Regions from separate parts of the Homo sapiens genome. Here region 2 is linked to region 1. Evidence: read pairs that join two places in POLR2A ChIA-PET (ENCODE). Cell type or tissue: PC-9. All regions are shown on one strand.

Region 1 (2,500 bases):
TGGGAGACAGGAACTCTAGCCCCGAGGGCAGAGGGCGTGCACAGGCTGCTCTGAGGAAGGCACTGATGGGAGTTTGGGGGTTGTGGGGCTGCTGCAGAGGTGCTGCACTCAGGTCCATGGAGCGTGTGACACCAGGGGAGCAGTTAGGAGGGGTACGGCTACTGCTCTAGAAACAGCAATGTGTTTTTCTTTCAAGTGGCTCAAAAACCCCTAACTGCTATTTTCATCCTTGCAAATGTATTTGTCTAAGACAATATCATTGACAAAATAACACCTGCACCTGACCAGTCCTGAAGAAGCCTGCACTTTCTGTGGCCATTCTCTATTTTCTAGCTCCACAGCAGGCACTGGATCACCTGATTCCTTCTATGGCAGGGGCTATTAGTACCCCATTCAGAGACCAGGAACCTGAGACCCAGATGTAGTCACTTGCCCAGGGCCACTCCACCTGGAGTTGGCCATGATCCACTGACTGTGACCTGTGCTCTCCAGGGATACCCTGTGGCGGTCCCAGCTCTGCATGCCTGCCATCGCCTGCAGCACACACCTCTGAGTTCCGTTTGGGAGACCCCTGAGGACGCCCAGTGCCCACATCTGCATGGACCCGATGTGCTGAGCTGGCTCCGGAAAGAAGTCTCCCCCGCTGGCATGCTGCTCATCGATCGCTGCCTCCTGACCCACACTGTTCCTACAAAGGCACCAGGATTCTGACCCTCAGGTGAGAGCTCCAGGTGCCTTTGGGTCTCCGCTTTGAGGACCTGTGACGCCCGCTCATCTGTCTCCCTGCCGTGCCCTCCACCGGCCCAGCCTACCCTTGCTGACTTGTCTTCCACATGTGCCTAAAGTGGGCCCTGCTCTGTTCCTCCTCTGTGGGCCTTGGGGACTGTCTCACTGCCTTCCCAGAGGACTTCCAGTAGAAGCAGCCCCCAGGAAGCTCCCAGTCAGTGTCCCGCTCCTGCGGCCTGGAGCCCAGCTCGAGTCAGGCTCTCCCACACCCTCCTCTCTCATCACCTCCCCGGCCCATGCCACTCTCAGGGAGGCTTCATCCTGGTCCCCATCCCTGTGTCCAGCTCTCCAGTCTACACCTGTACTTCCGCAGGCCCCTGCTCTTCACTGGTGGGTGTGGGAGGGCCCCACTGACCGAACTTTCATTTAAATGCTACTTCTGTCATCTGGAAATACAGTTTTCTGTTGCTAGCTGGCTTTGCCCTGACTGGACACGCTGTGACCTGGCCACTCCTCCAGGAAGACTCCAGGAGGCTTCAGCTCTGGCCTCAGGGCAGGCTCCTCCAGTGGCAGTGCTGACCTTGGGAGGTCTGGGGAGCCGCCTGTGCACTGGGGCTTGTGGGCCCCATCCCTGCCTCTACGGCCTATACACAGCACCACGCCCTAAGCTGTGACAACCAAACATTCCCTGGGGTCACAGTCATTCCTGGCTGACAGCCACTGTTCTGGGGGAAGCGCGCTCGGCCACTTTCTTTTTTTTTTTTTTTCTTGAGACGGAGTCTCGCTCTGTCACCCAGGCTGGAGTGCAGTGGCGTGATCTCTGCTCACTGCAAGCTCTGCCTCCTGGGTTCACGCCATTCTCCTGCCTCAGCCTCCTGAGTGGCTGGGACTACAGGCTCCTGCCACCACGCCCAGCTACTTTTTTGTATTTTTAGTAGAGATGGGGTTTCACCATGTTAGCCAGGATGGTCTCGATCTCCTGATCCTGTGATCCGCCCGCCTCGGCCTCCCAAAGTGCTGGGATTACAGGCATGAGCCAACGCGCCCGGCCCTGTGCTCGGCCACTTTCTATCTGTGGCTTTGTCCTCTGGACTCTCTTCTGGGCCCACGTGGCTCGGAGTGGGTGGCTGGCAAGGCCAGTAGGCCTCTGGCAGCACTGATGGCCCTGCTCACTCATCACTGCCTGAGTGTTGAGGAGGCTGTGTGTTTAAGCCCCTGACAGGGACCACATGGGTAGGACAGAATGGCTGTGATCAGCCAGCCGAGGGCAGCCTTCCCTCAGGTGCGTCTGAGCCCAGCTGTCTCCTCCCAGCAGCCAGGTCCAGAGACCTCCAGGTGCGGTCTCAGAGCCTCAGCAGCTTTTCCTCTCCATTCCCTCTGCAGGGGCCCTGTGGGCACCTCAGGAAGGATCACAAGCACTGTCACCAAGGGCTAGGATATGTCACAGAACAGTCCAGAACACTGGAGGTGACAACTTAGGGTGAAACTCAATGCAACACTGATGCAGGCATCAGAGGCCTCCACGGAGTCTGAGCCAACAGCCGCAGACCAGGAGCCATGAGAATGAGGCCCCTGTGCGGGACAGGAAGTGGCAAGTATCCATGTGTCCTGTGAAGATACTCAGGAATGCCTAAGGCCAACTCCGTAAGTAACACCCTCAGGTCAAGTCCAGAGTCTTTGGGCACAAGGAGCCCTTGGGAATTGGCTCAGCTGCATCACACAGCACCCACAAGGGCCCTCTTGTACAACTCCACCTCACCCCCGCGGGGAGATG
Region 2 (2,500 bases), 280 kb before region 1:
GGACAAGGCAGAGGAGCAGGTGTCCAAACCCAGGCCTGGTCTGCTGCTGCTGTGGCTCACAGCCCCCACCCCACCTGGCAGACCTGGCAGACCCCGGAGCTGGCGACAGTGTTGCCCAGCTGGCCACAGACATATCATCACGTGGGGCTGCCCTATATGCTCCCAGTCTCCACACAGACACCCTTCATGGACTGGGGGACTGAGGGCAGGGACACTGGTGAAACAGGCAGGCATCTTCACCCAGCTACTCATCCCACTCACCACCTCCGGGGGAGGTGACAGTGACCAAGCCCAGCCCCAGCTGGCTCCTGGTCACTCACTACAGACTCAGCTCCCACAATCTCGAATCCCACCTCCAGCTCCTGCCATTCCGAGGGACCTGGAGGCCAGGGTGCCCGGCGCATGACCAGCTCTGGGTTGTGGACCGCCCTCCACGGCAGTGGCCTGAGCGCTTGTTGTCATTATTCACTTTATTCACTCCTGGTTTCTGTCTGGAAGGGATCACAAAGACATGGCTTGCAGGGGAGCCAATCCTGCCAGGGACTGAGGAAACAGATCCTGGAGAAAACCAGAGACTTTGCTGGCACTTCAGGGGGACCCCAGTTGGCTCAATGCCCCCCTCTCCCCCATAGCCAACTGCTAACCAATGTTCTCTCTGGAAACCAGTCATAATTCCTAACCTGGTCAAAGCAGGGTCATCTCACACAGCCCAGCCACCCATTCTTTAGCACCGCAGGCAGCTAAAGAATGCCTGGTGAAATGCAAGTCTGATCGTGTCTGCGTCCCCAAGCCCTTCCGTGCCCCCTGCTGCTCTTTGGACAAGCCCCCAGCAGCCTCTGTAATGCACAGCACCCGCCCTTGTCTCCTGTGCTGGCTTCCGCAGCCTGGCCACACTGGTCCTCTCGCCCATCCACCTGACCTGACTCTGGCAGGGCCTTTGCAGGAGCCATTCCTCCACCCGAACCCCTCCTATTAAAACGTGTTCCTAGCCGGTTCAGCCCCAGCCTGTAGGGACCAGCCCCACATGGTCGGTGGGTCTCTCCCCGTGTGCCGCAACGAGAGAGTGTAGAAATAAAGACACAAGACAAAGAGATAAAAGACAGCTGGGCCCGGGGGACCACTACCACCAAAGCGCGGAGACCGGTAGTGGCCCCGAATGTCTGGCTGCGCTGTTATTTATTGGATACAAAGCAAAAGGGGCAGGGTAAAGAGTGTGAGTCATCTCCAATGATAGGCAAGGTCACGTGGGTCACGTGTCCACTGGACAGGGGGCCCTTCCCTGCCTGGCAGCCGAGGCAGAGAGGGAGAGGAGACAGAGAGAAAGATAGCTTATGCCATTATTTCTGCATATCAGAGACTTTTAGTACTTTCACTAATTGACTACTGCTAGCTAGAAGGCAGAGCCAGGTGTACAGGATGACTAGGCATAATAAAGGCAGACTAGGAGCGGGACCACTGAAGCACAGCATCACAGGGAGATGGTTAGGCCTCCGGATAACTGCAGGCAAGCCTGACTCATGTCAGGCCCTCCACAAGAGGTGGAGGAGCGGAGTCTTCTCTAAACTCCCCCGGGGAAAAGGAGCCTCCCTTTCCCGGTCTGCTAAGTAGCAGGTGTTGTTCCTTGACACTTTTCACTACCGCTAGACCACGGCCCACCTGGCAACGGGCATCTTCCCAGACGCTGGCGTCACCGCTAGACCAAGGAGCCCTTCTGGTGGCCCTGTCTGGGCATAACAGAAGGCTCGCACTCTTGTCTTCTGGTCACCCCTCACTGTGTCCCCTTAGCTCCTATCTCTGTATGGCCTGGTTTTTCCTAGGTTATGATTATAGAGTGAGGATTATTATAATACTGGAATAAAGAGTAATTGCTACCAACTAATGATTATTGATATTCATATATAATCATATCTAAGATCTATATCTGGTATAACTATTCTTGTTTTATATTTTATTATACTGGAACAGCTCGTGTCCTCGGTCTCTTGCCTCAGCGCCTGGGTGGCTTGCCGCCCACACCAGCCACCAGAAGCTCCCCAGCCCCGGCCCAGCAGCTGGTCTGGGGAGCGGGGAGAGGGCAGTCTGGGCTCGCGGTTCCGGCTGGGGGCTGGGCACCCCGGGGCGACCACGGCAGGCCCAGATGGGGACTCCGGTTCCAACTCTCCTGGCCCAGAGGCTCTAGGGTGGTCTTGTCTGTCTCACTCCGGGGGCAGAGAGGACGCAGACAGACCCCAACACCACTGCTCGGCCGCGATGGTGCCTTAGACCCAGGTCCTGTGGGCTCTGGCCCGAGACCCCTCCCTCTGGGAAGGCCGGTGACCGGGACAGTCCACCTCGCAGGCGCGCCGGCGCGGAGCCCGGACCTCAGCCCGCAATGACTCAGCAAGGGCCGGTGGGATTCTACATGGTCCTGCGATATCCAGGCGACGGAGTCTCGCCTCTAAAGTGGCCCGGGGAGCAGGAAGGTATGAGCCTCAGCTGAGCGAAACCCTCCTTGCAGCCA

What was found. Peaks named below come from ENCODE experiments on the same cell type or tissue, not always from the same donor. Only the 100,000 strongest peaks of a DNase experiment are listed, where the experiment ranks them.
Region 2: POLR2A ChIA-PET joins it to region 1 with 15 read pairs; 3 of 35 experiments call an interaction of 5 or more read pairs at or near these places.

What each region holds. Positions count from the first base shown.
Region 1 is chr22:19,183,849-19,186,348 of GRCh38, forward strand. All of the region lies in intron 29 of CLTCL1 (clathrin heavy chain like 1), which reads right to left. Among named protein-coding and RNA genes, the nearest start is that of SLC25A1, 6.4 kb to the left of the region's middle. In PC-9, no CTCF peak of the experiment used is centred here; a DNase peak (open chromatin) is centred at 1,353.
Region 2 is chr22:18,903,653-18,906,152 of GRCh38, forward strand. No RefSeq gene overlaps it. Among named protein-coding and RNA genes, the nearest start is that of DGCR6, 1.4 kb to the right of the region's middle. RefSeq lists enhancers at 1-621, 622-1,479, 1,597-2,135, 2,136-2,500 and a silencer at 1,065-1,248. In PC-9, no CTCF peak of the experiment used is centred here; no DNase peak of the experiment used is centred here.